2 separate regions of the Homo sapiens genome follow, and region 2 is linked to region 1. The links are chromatin loops, found by intact Hi-C in ENCODE. Cell type or tissue: breast epithelium. All regions are shown on one strand. Links, peaks and the distances in the headings refer to the core of each region. The heading gives the core; the rest is flanking DNA.

Region 1 (7,931 bases), core at 1,086-6,085:
CTGTTGGCTTAGGGAAAATTGTGGGTTTTTAAAGTGATACAAAACAATTATCCTTTTCAACAGAACTACGGATAAAGATCAAGCTAAAGGTGAAGTGAGAAAATGAGAATATCAGTTTTGCTAATCCTTTAAAAACATTTTTTTTCCTTCTCTGTTATTTCCCTGTGGTTCTCTCTTTTATGTTGTAACAAATCTACCGTGAAGATTGATTTAAAAGAAAGAAAGCTTTGAAAAGGTTCTTACATATTTGCAGATGTTTGATTTGTATCTTCCCTTTTAACTTTTTTTCTCCAGCCAAAAGCCTTCTTATCATAAGGGGCAGTAGTAATATGAAGAACTATGGGTAAAACTAGTATATTTATTATTATTATCTAAACCAACAAGCATTTCTCAAAACATAAGTGTTGCATTCTGTGATTAATGTTTCGGACGGATTGCTTGCCAGTACAGCATTATTTTTTCCTGTCTCCCTGAAGAGTTTACAAACAAGGTTTTTTTCCTGAGGAGCTGACAATTAAAGTTATGCAGGCATTTCTAAAATGGTGAAGTGTGTTTTTAGTATGTATTTTCTCCTTGAAGAAAGGGATGATCCTTTTGTTGTTTTGGGCTTTTTTCTCCTTGAAAAGATAGCTCCTTCTCTAGTATTCTGTAAGGGTCACTTAAGACCAAGCTGCTTCAGGTCATCTTCCACTTTCATGCAGATTTATTGGCAGTTTTGTTTGTTTGTCCAGAAGGAGATTTTGTTCTCTGCTCTAAGGCTGACTTTGAAATGGAAGCTAATCACATAAGCAAAAATAGTTAACTATACTCATTGGCTAAATCCAATACGTTGTTTAGTCAGGCTGAGCGGTAGTGAAGTGAACAATCAAGGGAAGACATACTCAAGAGGTATTGCTTGCCTGCTTGCGTGCGTGCGTGCGTGTGTGTTTGTGTGTGTGTGCACGCGCGTGGGTGTGTGTCTGAGAAACAGACTCTTAGAACAATTGCAAAATGCAGAACAAAGCTTAAGATACAGAATTTTGGCGATGGCAATAAAGAGTGGATCTATACAATTAAAATATGCCAAATTATGTCAGCGCAGTAATGCAATTTGAACACTCACTTGGAAAATTTGGCAGTTTCTTAAATGTTACACATATACCACCATTGAATTCAGCCATTCCACTCTTTTCTCTGTCATTCTCATTTTATAGTAAAAACCTCTGGCTTCTGGGAATTACTATGAAAAATACCTGCAGTGACAACAGTTATTTTGAAATGCAAAAATTTCAGGCATGCATATAATCTCCAAAACCTTCTAAGTTTATTTCTTAATATTTTGCAGTGAGGGCTGATGTTCAAAATTAGGTACTACAGAATACTAAAAATCTCCTAAAGGTTCAATGTGAAAACTGAGTAATTGGTTTTTATTTCCTATTTTGTAAAGAGACTAAGGATCAGAGCAGCTTCCCACCTGAAGTCACATGACTGGTAAATTGTGGGCACAGGATTTAAATTAAAGTCTGTGTGACTCAAACTTGTGTTCTCTGCAACCGTTTAGGTATACTATACATGTTAAAAAATAAAAAGAAACTGCTATATCTCAGAAAAGTTTTAAGCTACATGGCTACACACAAAATAAATTCTTTCCTGGCAATCAGAAAATTTAACTCATCATGTTATCATAGTTACAAAGGGTCCTGTTTAGCAATTATGGTACATAGCCCACAGAGAAACCACATTTTCAATAATGAATGGGGCTATAATTTGGAATCAGAACACCTTATCAACAAGAGATGTCTGAAGAGGGAAACATAAACTAAGCCTCCCAAAGCACCTATAGTAGATATAACTGAGAAAGAGATAGAACCAGAATTTTTTTGTAATTTTTCTCAAAAGATTAATCATAACATTAAAAGTCTCTCAAGCACCTACGTGTGCCTGAAATCATGTTAAATTATGTACATGGAGGATCTTGTTAAATCCTCACTTGAATCTTACGCATGAAGAACACTCTTCCATTTTACATTAAGACTCCATTTTACAAATGGGGAAACTGGAACTTAATAGTTGAATCTCACCTGTTGGGACTCAGCAAGCAATATCCCAAAACATGGCACCTTGGCGTGCAGAGTACTTTGAACTGAAGGACATTAGAAGGACCTCGGAAGCAGTTTCTCTTGCCCTCCTATCACCCACCCCTTTTTCTCCCCTGATGTGAGTCACAGAATGCAGAATTCCTCTTCCACATGGTGTATCATAGAAACTAGAACCTCTCTCTCCCAAAGCAAGCCATTAAACCTAGAAAGGTCACTCTCTCCCCTATCTCTTCTCTTTTGAAGACCCTTATGCCATGGGGGTCCTGTCCCATACCTGGGAGGGAAGAATGTTATACAGAGGCCCAGAAGAATCTGAACAGACAGGCCTTGCTGGGTTTCCTCGTTCAGCTATGATCTATTAGATCATACCTTTTTGTCCAATCACATTTCTACATGGCTGCCCATTCTTCATCAAACCAAAACATAAAAATAAATAATTTTTCCTCCGAGTCTTTGGGTCTTTATTTCTGAAGCCTCCTGTGTTACATAAAACTTTGATTAAATAAATCTGTTATGCTTTTCTCTTGCTAACCAGTCTTTCATTATAAAAGTGTCAGCTGTGGACGTGGACCCTTACGATGGGTGAGAAAAGGTATCATACCTTTCTGCCCCTACACACCCAAAGTCATGTACTGGTACATAGCGGGCCAGGGTTTGACTTCAGAGTCTTCTCTCAATGAAAAATGCACCACAGGAATTTAGCTGCAACATGGTCAACTAATAACATTTTCCTTCACATAAGATCATTATTTTCACAGTGAGACTTCTTGTTACTAAACTGTAGCACCAAGGTGCATGCTAAAAATGAAATAAAAATGTTTGTTTCATGAATAGCTGTGCCCATCTACCTTTTTTCCCCCAACTGAAATTGGAGTATTGGTGCATTTTTTGCATAAATGGAAGCTGGCAAACAGGGCTTGGTTTTGAGAAAAAATACAGGTCAGACATAGGCTATTCAGTAATTGAAAGAGAAGAGATTGTAGATACCGCAACCAGAAACTTTTCAAAGAAAGCCGAGTACCTCAGTTATTTCCATATAAAACACACAGGAGTTGAGATTCAATAGATTTTATTCATCTGTGGAGAAAATGAATGCAGCTTCCACCAGCTGATAAAAATATGAGTGAGGGAGGAGGGGCCCCTGTGCATCTCCCAGGCAGAAAATAGGTCTGTAACTTGCTTTGTGTTTGAGGTCTTCCCATGTTATGCAGTATGTCTAGCAAATGATGTCACTGGCTTCCAGAGCAAAAGCAACCAAGGGCCCTAGTAGAGTTGCATGGCATGGATGGGTCATTTGTGTCCTCTGAATTTGCATAACTGAAGTGCAGGCCAAATTCTCAGCTTGGTATTCATTTTGCTGGGTAAGTAGGGCCCAGCTGACAAATAGAGTTTGGAAGCTTCCAAGTTACTAAGGCAAAACACTGGGGCAAGAAGCCACATAACACAGGGCTTATGTGAGCTCAAGTCCCTACCATTATGGATTTGTATCCCAGCTCCCTCTCTTTGAGGATGTTAATGTTGAAAAGGTCTTTTTGTTGTTCTTCTTCTTTAAATGAAGGTTGGATGTATTAAAATATGTAAAGCAATCAGAATATTAGACAATTCATTTTAGCTTCACATACACCCATGCATGTATGTACACACATTCCAGCCCAATCCATTTAAACATTCTTACTGTCCTTCCAGATTTTCAAAAAAGGAGTAAGCCTTATATGACAGGCCCTGTGTAAGAGCTTAACTTGCTTACCCCTAACTCTCAACTAATCCTAACAGCCACAGTTCCCCATTCTGCCCTCTCTCCAGGGCTGCCTCGTACGATTTTATTTAGAAATAATGCAAAAAATATGGTATTTCTCCAGCTTAGAGTCTTTCTTTTTCTTACCATGTCCCTAGACATGGAGTGTTTATTATAGTTTGGTACCTCTAACTTTCTGGGCATATTTGTTTATTAGAGCTGGTATTTATTAAGCACTTGCTATATGCTAGGTGCTGTGTTAAGTACTCTAAATAAATTCATAATATGAGTAGTATTATGTCCATTTTACCTATGGAGAAATCAAGATCCAAATTAAGAAACCTATCAAGGGTCACAGATCTGGAAAATGGTAGAGGGTGAGCTCAAGTTTATGCTGGCATGGCTCCAAATCCTGTACTCATCCTTATAAACCATATTCCAGGTAGCTTTGTTTTGTTCACTGGCAAAAGATTGAAGTCTCAACCCAAGCCAACAATCTTGTAAATACAATCTATGGTTCACATGGAAAATAAGTAAATAAATGTGTGTGTGAATGTGTCTTAGTCCATTCTGTGTTGCCATAATAGAATACCACAGACTGAGTAATTTATAAAGAAAAGTAATTTATTTCTCACAGTTCTGGAGGCTGAGAAGTTCAAGGTCAAAGCACCTGCATCTGGCAAGGGCCTTCTTGCTGAGTCATAACATGATGGAAGGCTTCACATGGTGAAAGAGCATGAGAGAGAGCAAGACAGATGGGGGTCAAACTCATTATTTTATCAGGAACCCATTCCTATGATGATTAACCCATTCCCAAGATAACAGCATTCATCCATTCATGAGAGCAGAGCCCTCATGACTTAATCACCTCTTAAGTGTCCTGCCTCTCAATACTGTTAAGTTGGGGATTAGGTTTCCAACACATGAACTGCGGGTGACACATTTAAACAATAATAATATGGATATAGCCCATGGCCACTACTGGAGAAACAATTCAAAGTCTACGTGTGTAGATCTGAGTTCTAGAGTGAGAACAGAAGCACATCCCTCTTTCTGTAAAAACGGGCCTTAGAAAGAGTGTGGATCCCCAAGGTACAGGCAAAACAAAAGCAAGCTTTGGGGCTGCCTCTTGTCCTCTCCGGACTTAGGAAGAAAGAAGAAAAAATTTAGCAGCTGGGGGTAAAGGGTTAGGTTTCTCACCCCCTGACTAATAGTACAATAGCAGTACCCACACATGGTAGAATGGGAGAAGGAGTTGCTCCAGCACCCTGTGGGTCTCCAAGGAAACTGAGAAGAACCCATCAGTCCTCATTTTGTCAGAGGAAGAGTAGCTCTTCTTTCAGCAAGTCTGAGCAGGTACAACAGCAGTCGTAGTTTCAGAATCTGTGCTCTACTGCTCCAGGCTGCCCTGGAAAGACCTCTATTATGGGGTAGCTAGTATTTCTCTGACTTTCATCAAGACCAGTTAGGTATTTAAGGTCTTGGATTCCCAGGCACAAATCACACACCTATCTTTCAAAAATATATAGTTATAAGCCAATCTCATCTTTTTATCCCAAACATATAATTGGCACTGAAATTCAAGCTGTGTCATAATCGGATTGCATCAGACAGCTTTGTAAATAGGCTTAAAAGTTTTAACTAATTTGGAGAGCAATCTAATGGCAAAGGTAAGGCAAGTAGCTTTATAGAATGGTTTCTGTTTGATGGAGCTTAAGCCATAAAGGGTATTTTTCCCAGGAACCAGGAACCCTACTAACTCCAAGCCACTTTTAGTGATAAATTAACCACCTCATCTTTGTATGTAAAGTATGACATATATCTACTTTTATTTATATTTGATTGGAACCAATGGAATCAGATATTGTCTAGCTTACTATCCACTGGCACCGTTCAGGGGTCACCTTGAAATATTTGTAGCAAGTAAAAGTTCGAGAGTGTGGGCCCAGGTATAAGAAATGCAATATTATTTCCCTTTACTTTGCTTCTATTATGCAGAAAAACAATCTGTCAATTTGTGGTTCCCAACTTCCTCCTAGGATTGTATCTAGGATTGTTACTGTATCTCTCATGTACATATAATGCAGGGTACATGGTAAGTCTTCGATAAATGGTTTCTGTAAAAGAAAAAATAAAATTGAGTTCACATCATGACAGCCTTCTTTCTCTCCTTGTCAAATAGGAAGTGGGGGAGTATTATAAGACATAGGTCATATTTACAAAAATAAGGTTAAATTAAATTTTTTTGGAAACTATTTTCAGGATTGCATAATCCCTTGAAGTGATAAGTACTCTCAGATGTCACAAAACCATGACTAGGACACGCCAATTTCATGTAAGGAAGCCCTTCTCAGTGAATGGCAAGGAATACTGGCCCAATGTGTTGAACAAACATTGCCTGATATGCAGTCACAGCTTGGCATCCCACCTCCAATCACTGCTTGGCTCCACAACAAATGTCAATAGCTTTGTTATAAGAAAGCTGAGAGCAATAAGATTTTAGACAACTATGTTCAAATATTAAACCTAAATGTATTATTTAATAGTGATACGCTAGTTTGCAGTTATCCATGCTAATAGGGAAATAGTTTGCCAAATAATTTTCAGATACAATTGAAAAAAGCCTTATTTTAGTTATCGTTATTACCTCCTTCCCTTCAAACATTTGTAAGTGCTACTAACAAGGAAAAAAATTAACAAATTTTGACTTTTACCTCCATCTCCTTCTTTTCTCCTCTGATGAAAATGTTCACAAGCAATAAAACAGATACACACTAAAAGAAAATAAGAGGCAAGAAGCAAAAAACATGAGAAGCCAGACTAGATTCCTAGGCCCAGAAAAAGGCAACACTGGCAATGATAGCAACGTGTCATAACTGGCCAATTCACTCACGGAGAAAAGAGAACATGGCACTAGAAGCTCGGTGATGCTAAAATTTTAGGAAGTAGCTGTTTTTACTCTATCCTTTATATTTTGATCCATGGAGGGCGCTGGCACTGGCGCGCTCTCTCTCTCTCTCTCTCTCTCTCTCTCTCTCTCTCTCTCCCCCCCCTTCCCTCCTTCCCTCCCTCCCTCCTCCTGAGGGTTTCTTGGTAGCTAAACTTTGCATTAATGGTTCTCCTTATTTTTCATAATAATAGCCCAGCTGAGCAGGAAAGAAAATCCAACCATAGTTGCTTTTCTAACAGTGTTGGTGGGCTCAATCTTTAACCAGCTGTTTGTGGTTCTCACGGAGCAGTGAATTAAAACAATACCTGTAGGACTTGACCCATTTCCCATTACCATTTGAGGGAAGTTTTCTACCATTTCTTCTTTTCACGAACACAGCCTCTTATATAGCCAGTTTCCCTGACCAGAAAGCATTTCTTTATGCCCTCTTAGCCCGGATTTTAATCTGTGCTGATTCTGACAAGGATTTTCACTTTACTAAATGAAACATTTCCAAAATATTCACTGAAAAGAGGAAGATAGTCTGTTAAAGGGAACTCACAAAACCACGGGACCCACGGGACAAGCCACAAGTGGCATCTTGAGCTTTCTTGGGCCCCAGGTCATTTCAGTCGCTAAGGCTGATGCATAAGATGCAGAGAGAAATACGAGCCATGTGATAAACTAAAAAGCAAAACTAGTGATCCATGTAATATGGCTCATGCTTTACAATGGAATGAAACTCACAGGCCCTTTAAGTTGGAAACATCCGATGAGACATTGCTTCTAGGTCTTTAGTGGATTTTAGAATTCTGAAAGTGTGTGGCAAGTGTGTGTGTGACCTTAAGCTATACGTGTCTCATTTGTGATGACTTATTCCAAAAATGCAGGGCCTTTATGTTTGAACAGTAAGTGCAGCTAGAGGCTTAAAAAAGCAAAGGCCATTATTTTATATAACTTCTTTTTAAGAACATGTGAAGGGGGCTATTTGGGGAATACAGTCTGAGCAATCCTAATGACTCAGTTGTGCCGATTTAAACTACATTAAGTTTTCAAAGTTTGTATTTCCTATTTTTAAACATTTTTCTGCATTTGACTTCAATTATTACTTGTAATATGTACCTGCATGCTAAAAAAACCAGCACTTTAAGAAGTCAAACAATGTTTACAGCACTCAGAAGACTCTCTA
Region 2 (7,931 bases), core at 1,216-6,215, 110 kb after region 1:
TCGGAATTATTTTCTCCCCCAGCATTTTACTATGAAAATTTTCGGCCAGGCTCAGTGGCTCATGCCAGTAATCCCAGCACTTTGGGAGACCGAGGTGGGCGAATCACCTGAGGTCAGGAGCTCGAGACCAGCTTGGCCGATGTGGTGAAACCTCGTCACTACTTAAAATACAAAAATTAGCCAGACTTGGTGGTACACACCTGTAATCCCAGCTACTCGAGAGGCTGAGGCAGGAGAATCGCTTGAACCCGGGAGGCAGAGGTTGCAGTGAGCCGAGATCGCGCCATTGCACTCCAGCCTGGGGGCCAAGAGGGAGACTTTGTCTTGTTAAAGAAAAAACAAAAAAAGAAAAAAAAATTTTCAAATGTGCAGAAAAGTTGAAACCAGTGTAGACTTAACACCCATATGACTGCCATCTAGATTCTGTAATTCACATTTTGTTAGATTTGCTTTATCATTTATCTGTGTGTGTACCCATTTCTGTGTCCATCCATCAGTCCATTCTTGAGTTATCTCTAAGCTTGTTTTTCCTTTAGTGCAGTGGCCTTAATTTATGCTTTTAAGTTCTTTTCCATAGAAAAATAAAAAAATAAGTTTGAGTGACTTTGACATCCTCAGTTGAGAAAAACAGCAGCAATTGGGTCCTTGTGCATGGAAGGGGCCACCTCAGACTTCAGTTTTATAACATTGGCCCCTGCAAATGCTCACTCAGTTGATAAGCTTCCCATAACTTAGCATCCACATAGTTGAGCTTCACATGGGGTCAAACTGGAAAGTATCTCTTTGCTATGCTCCCATTTAATTAAATTAGGAAATCTGCCTAAAACTTGAATCACTCCTCTTTTCAGCTGGTGGCCAGGCAGGAATGCTCCCTGAAGAGTACTCTTTCAATAGACTTCAGAATGTGTTACCTGAAAAGTGCTCATGATGAATCAAGACATCACTGTGTTTTCCATACTTCTGAAGTAGAGATTGTCCACTAACAGCTTAGGGAAAGCAGAGTACCCGCTCAGCTGCTCTTTTTCTGGTGTGGTCAGACCAGCTGGGTCCTCTGAAACATGAATCCATAGTGCTTCCTTTGTTATACTATTTCTGACTCAGTTTTCTCTAAACGGCTGTAAAATTTAACTGCCTAGCTGTATTTTCTTTCTGTGGACTTTATGCTCTCATATTTAGGAGAAAGAATAAGAGAACACCAACTTACATCTCTGTAGCTCTGGATGATTATTAAGGCCCTGGTCTAATGCTTAAAGGTAAGCATCTGTTATCTATATTCAATAAAAGAGGAAAATGAACCCCAGAGAGAAATCAAGTTACTTTAGAATCGCAGGCTGTCCCATGACCCTGGTGACCATCACTGAATTATTAAACCTGACCATTCATTGTGTGAAATTATTAAAAAAAAAAAGACATCCTATCCCCATAAACAAAATGCCACATAAGGGAATTAAATGCATTTTATTAACTCAAAGGAAACTAATTTTCAAGAGGCTTTACATGGAATAAAGGCATGTTGGCACATCAAGTTTTGTATAAAAGGATACATTTAACAGTACTTTAAAATAGTTCTATTGAGTATAGTAGTCTCTTAAAATTATACTTCCTTACTATATGTGCGTTCCTAAGTATAACAGTCCAAACCTTGTCAAAATTACTATATTTTTGGACTACAACTGCTATTTTAAAATATTTTAATGTTTTTGGAAAGCCTGTATGTCTTAAAAACCAATCTGTACATTTTATGTAGTGATGTTTCTTTTTTCTAAAGTTAATAAATACAGCATGTGTTTTAACATCAGTAGCTACTTAGAAGTAAGGAAATGTACTTAGGAATTCTGAATAATGGGGCTTAAATCGTAAGTGAGGTTTTATGTGAGTCCCCTGTAAAATTTAATTTGGGAGATTTTTTTACCTAAGTTTTACTTAAGCAGAGTCAAGTTTTTTGTTTGCTTGTTTGTCTTAGAGATGGCGTCTCACTGTGTTGCCCTGGCTGGAGTGCAATAGCTGTTCACAGGCACAATCATATCACCCTATGGGCTCAAGTGATCTTCCCACCTGAACCTCCCAGGCAGCAGGGAATTGTGAGTGGGCACCACCACACTTGCTTCAGAGTCAAGTTTTAATGGGAATCTTTCAAGTTAGTGAACTTTGGGGCCAAAAAGTGTGACAGCATTCAGTGTAGCATTTATACCTTTGTCTTTGGCAGCATGGTCTCTTGCGGTGGCCATCTTGAGTGTGTGCATCTACATTGCTGGCTTGCACAAGCCAGGCCTAATGGAGCCTTGCTGGATGCATGGTGTAATTAATCATCCCAGGGATGTGGGCAGACAGATCAATTACTTGCCCAGCTGAGAGGACCAAAGTGGCTTGTGTGCTCTACTGTACTTTCAGGGAGTTGATAAATAGACATTTAAGCTATTAAAAAATGGTGCATCTTTACCCTGTGATCTTTTTTGTATAAGTATAGGAAGGAAAAAAATCTTGTGATAAATTGATTTTTTTTAAAATGAAAATATGAACGGGCGTGGTGGCTCATGCCTGTAATCCTAGGACTTTGGGAGGCCGAGGCGGGCGGGTGGATCACCTGAGATCAGGAGTTTGAGACCAGCCTGGCCAACATGGCAAAACCCCATCTCTACTAAAAATACAAAAACTAGCTGGGTGTGGTAGCAGGTGCCTGTAATCCCAGCTACTTGGGAGGCTGAGGCAGGAGAATTGCTTGAACCCGGGAAGTGGAGGTTGCAGTGAATCAGGATCACTCTACTCCACTCCAGCCTGGGCGACAGAGTGAGACTCTGTCTCAATACATAAATAAATAAATAAATTAATTAATTACATAAAAATGCTATAGATTATTGAGTTTCTATATTTAAGTGGTCTGCTATGGTGTACTAATAGTCATTATATGCCTTTTTGAAAAGGTGAATGTTGACAAATTATGTTACACGCAGTCAGTAAAAATAAAAGATGGAGTGTAAATGTTCAGTAGGAAGCAAATTGTAAGGTACAGTGACTATGAATAGCCTATAAGAGGGTGCCAGTGAAAGCAGGAATGGGAAACCAAACTGACATTAATAAAGAAGGGACTATTAAGAATTTTTTCTTTCTTTTTTTTTTTTTTGATGCCGGGTGCCATGGCTCATGCCTATAATCCCAGCACTTTGGGAGGCCAATGCAGGTGGATCACTTGAGATTAGGAGTTCAAGACCAGCCTGAGCAACATAGCAAGACCCAGTCTCCACAAAAAAAAAAAAAAAAACCTCATTCAGGTGCACCTGTGGTACCAGCTACTTGGGAGGCTGAGGTGGGAGGATCACCTGAACTAGGCAGGTCAAGGCTGCAGTGAGCTGTGATCACACTACCACACTCCAGCTTGGGTGACAGAGTGAGACCCTGTCTCAACAACAAAAAAAAGCAATTTTAAAAAGAGGATTTTTTGTAACATAAAAGAGGAAATAGCTATAATATTTTGTTGTAAATAAGTAACCGAGGAGGATGGACTCTAAAAGATACATTTGGGACAAACAGTAATTTTATCAGCCTTTTAGGACAGTGTTTCCCCATAAGGTATGGTTTGGAGTGGAGCCAAAGAGTGCGATTAGATGCCCTCTTGGCAATTCTCCCTGTGATTATTAACAATGAGGCTATGCCACAGAGGACCATGCTGCTCTGTTGTTAGAACCAGGTGTCCAGAACTGGGCTGGTGACTCAGTGCAGCAGCAAATGGGAAGAAGAGAAGAATTGGCAACTCTGACTACAGCAGCTGGTGTTTATTTATGTATTTTTTTTTAATCTTGGTGTTCAGCTGGGAATCACATGGGCCCCATACTTGAAGCCCTGCCTGTCCTCTTCTCCCCATTCCCCTGTCATCAGTTTAGTGCTGACAGAGACTACCTGGCCACGCTGCCCTTTTGCCCCTTGCACACCACCTGAAGCCTTGCCACCTGCCTTGCCATCCTCAGAGGGACCACCAGATGTGATTTGTATCTGGTTCTGGGCTCCATGAGGACTTGTGCTGTAAATTCCTCAAGTCCTGGTTCCCAACCTTCTCAACATCATGAGCCCTTTTATTATTTCATTTTCTTGGATGAATTCCTTGTGAAAAATTTTGTCCAGCAAGCTGTATTAAATAAGCATTAAATTACTTCTATTAAAAAAAATTAACCAGATACATCATATCTCCTAATCATGAAGGTGTAGTGAAAATCATATTGAACTGATAACATTTCAGCCAAAAGCAAAGGATTAACCTTTGTTAACCTTGAGTACTTCTTGCCCACAATGTTAGTCATTAGCTTCTCCCCCAGCCCCCACCCCGCAACATTTAAAACAGGTTAGATCTCCTATTTCTACCTTTCCAGGTCTTCAAGGAGCCTGGACCACAGGCTAGGACTCTCTGCTCACAGGTTTGGATTTTTTATCACCTGAGTTACCAACAAACTATACTCAGATGAGTGTCAAGATCATTTTGTTTGGGTTTCAGAAGTGTAGCACCTTCCTCAGGAACACTATTTTAACGTCCCTGATGTCCTCTTTCTTGTTGAAAAACAGTCTTTTAATAGTTTTATTTTCTTGCTTTCCAAAGTGCTACAAGTTGCCCGAGAGGCACAATGCATGTCAGCTGCAAGTTTAATTAAACTCATGCTGAGACTATTATTTTTCTAGCAGAGTTTGACCCTTTGGCAAAAGTTTCTCTTGTAAAAATTTCTATCTCCACTGACTGTGGATGAGAAGAACTTCAAATTATCTTTAGATGTTTACTAACCTGTCAAAGTGGAGGAAGGCATTGGTTAGTCAGGAACTTAGAACATAAACTATCCATATATTCTATCACCTGTAATTAGCTTCGATTGATAATTTGTGTGCACCTATTAGTACATATCTATTTTCCAACTGCGATAATTCTACATACTGATGAGTTTTTTCACTTCAAATGGAGTCACTGTCTTCCCATGTAAACAAATATTTTACTCTATCATTTTTAATAGCTGCATTGTATTCTATTTATGGTTGTAACACACATTTTTTTTCCTTGATGTTAGCCAAGTTTTTACTATTGAAAGCAGTCCTGGGATGAACCTCCTTGTAGGTAAATCTTTGCTAAGCTATAATTTGAAAAGTGACATTTTTCTGGGAAAAATACTCAAAATGGACTTTCCTAATATTTCTTGTGACATTATTTAATAGTTAGAAAAGATCAATGTTTAGATTGAAAATTGTTTTGGGAAGTGTTAGCTATATACTTTAATGTACTTTACCAAAGTAGTGTTTTGGTGAGCTGGACATACTGATTAAAAAGCATTATTGCTTCACCTTAATATTTAGGTTTCAATTGCCCCTATTTTGGTACCATCATGCATTTACTGTATGCTTCACATGTCTTAAGAGGCAAAAGATACAGAGGTTTTAACCTTGGGAGGCTCACACTCTTCTTGGGAAAATAAGTTAATGAAAAATTGAGAACCCATGCACAGCATGACAGAGGAGTAGCATGGTGCTGGGGTGGCACCATGATCAATAACTTGAAGGGGCAGCTTGAGGTAGTCTTGGCTCTTTCCCTAGCCAGTCTGTGGCTTCAGCAAGCAGCCTCACTTTTTAAATCCTCAGTTTGCATATTCATAAAGTTAGGTCATCGACTTAGCCCTTCCCAGCTGTACAGTGCTGTGGGAGTAAGTGTCATAAGAGAAGTTGGGTACTTCTTAATTTCTACTGACTTTTCAGTGGGATATTTGTATACATTACAAATTAACATTTTTTCATCTGCCTTGTCTGCTTTATCTTAAAATCTCTGAATATGCATTTTAACAAAAAGTGGAAGTGAATTGAAAATCTAGTTACATTTGATTTTATGAAACAAATGTCTAAATCTAACAGCACGAAAAACCAAGTATGGTGTAGTGGAAACTAATCCCCTTGCTTAGAGGACAGTATCCTGCTCTCCCCACCCTTTACAGCATGAAGAATGAGCACCAAGCACAGGTTATAATATCGTCTCCAGAAAAAAAAATCAAAAAATAAAAATAAACTTCAGTAGCCTATCCTGAATTAAAAGAGACTAAATGTTTAGGCTTTTCTCCCCTAATTCTTTTAAAGTAATGTGATATGTTACTATATTGTCCAGAAAGGATGATTTGAAATATTTGCCTGGAAGGGGGATATGCTTCAAAATCTTATCAGTGAAGCAAACAAAATCATGGTGGTGATGACAAGCTTTTCCTTCCACTTTGGAATGTCCATTTTGAGACATGGTTCTGTTACAGCCAAATTATAATTTGTAAGGTATGTAGATATCTAATTAGGGTCGACTAAAAGTTGAAAAAATGTAAAATTGAAAGCTCTTACTGACCCTTCCAGGAAAAAAAGAAATGAAGATCACAACTAGATCTGATTTCAGCCTTTTCATTTAGCCCCAAGTTGTCTGTAGGTGGGTGACCTGAGGACATCTACATGGCTGTCAGAATTGTGCTGCCACTTGGCACAGAGCTAATGTTCTCCCACTTTGGCCGTTAAATTGCCGCAGAAAGCAGCTGCACTTGATGTAATTTTAATCAATACTTTGTACTTATACGTGGCCCTGCAGCCACGTGTCACTGTACTGCTCTCAGCATCTCTGACCTGAGTAAAGGACGCAGAGGCTTGCTTGAGGTTTGGTTTTGAAAATTCACATAAGTCAAATTATATTTTAAAAGCACCAGGAAGCTTGCTTTGTGACCTATGTCAGTGCAAGACATTTTCATAATGTTCAGAATGGTACTGTTAATCAGTATTGGTTCTTTGTAAGTTGAACTTTCACATGCTACCTTTTTTTTTTTTTTTTAAGTAGAGGGTAACTAGTGGTCTGTTCATTTCAGATGTTAAGCGACCGACAGCTAGCATCAATAGCTCCTTGAAGGTCATCAGGGTTAAGTGGCTAAGGATGAATGACTGGGACTCTGCCTACATCAGCTTCCTCCCTAATGTGCTTTTGAATATTCTTCAAGGATTGATTTATTACTTTTCAGTAACTCCATTTATACCAGAACTGCTTCAGCATCCATTTCTATAGTAGAGTTCTTCTGATTTAAGTACAATTCATTTAAAACAGTATGCTCAAGTAATTTTTTTGTCACCAAAAAAAAAAATACTCTTGGTGTTTGCACTTAAGTACATATCTTTTCCTGAGATATATTTATTTTTACTATATCTCAAAGCAGTGATTTACCTCATCAGTAAAGCCAGTTTTGCAGCTCTGTTAGGAATCTAAATAGTTTATTCTATTCAGTAAATATCATTGGTTAGGTACTTATAGACTTAAAGATGAACCATCTCTACCTAACATTCACACTTTTCAGACTATATTATGAGACAGATACCAAAACAGAAGATGTTTAGATTGTGTTATGTTATTAAATGGTTTGATAGTTAAGATTGTTTATTAAAGAAGATGATGTATGATCAACAATGCCCATATTTAGCAAGCCATATTAGTTACAAGTAAAACTTAAGACTATTTCAGCTCGGTTGACAGAAAACCATTCAGTTAACTCAGTTTTCAGTCAGCTAACATTTATTAAACCTCCTCATGGAGTGTAAGGAAGGCTCTGAAGGTTAAAAAATATATTTTCTATTTTCAAGGGGCTCACAAGTTAGCAGGGGAGACATTGTGTGTATAACTATAATATAATAAGCTACTGTGATGAAGGCATTGATCACATGTGCTGGGAACCCAGCAAATGGGCACAGGCTGGTTAATTCTAAGTTTGGAGAAAATGGGAAGGGGTGAGCAAAGCTGACTGACTGTTCGAACCCTGGAAGAACAGGTTTTGTGTAGAGGAGGCACATGAGGGAGACAGCAGCATGAGGAAGGTCATGACGGTTTGAAAGCGGCTATTTCTGGGAATTAGAAAAATCTTTTGTGACTATTTGTAGGCCTGTCAGAATCCCCACGTGGA

The links. Hi-C counts contacts between places; a loop is a spot of excess contacts. Peaks named below come from ENCODE experiments on the same cell type or tissue, not always from the same donor. Only the 100,000 strongest peaks of a DNase experiment are listed, where the experiment ranks them.
Region 2: a loop joins it to region 1, with 4 times the contacts of the local background. A loop is called at or near these places in 1 of 110 quality-filtered maps.

Annotation. Positions count from the first base shown.
Region 1 is chr12:63,020,718-63,028,648 of GRCh38, reverse strand. No RefSeq gene overlaps it. Among named protein-coding and RNA genes, the nearest start is that of PPM1H, 90 kb to the right of the region's middle. RefSeq lists an enhancer at 3,319-3,820. In breast epithelium, for the core only: no CTCF peak of the experiment used is centred there; no DNase peak of the experiment used is centred there.
Region 2 is chr12:62,915,814-62,923,744 of GRCh38, reverse strand. All of the region lies in intron 1 of PPM1H (protein phosphatase, Mg2+/Mn2+ dependent 1H), which reads left to right. Among named protein-coding and RNA genes, the nearest start is that of PPM1H, 15 kb to the left of the region's middle. In breast epithelium, for the core only: no CTCF peak of the experiment used is centred there; a DNase peak (open chromatin) is centred at 3,717.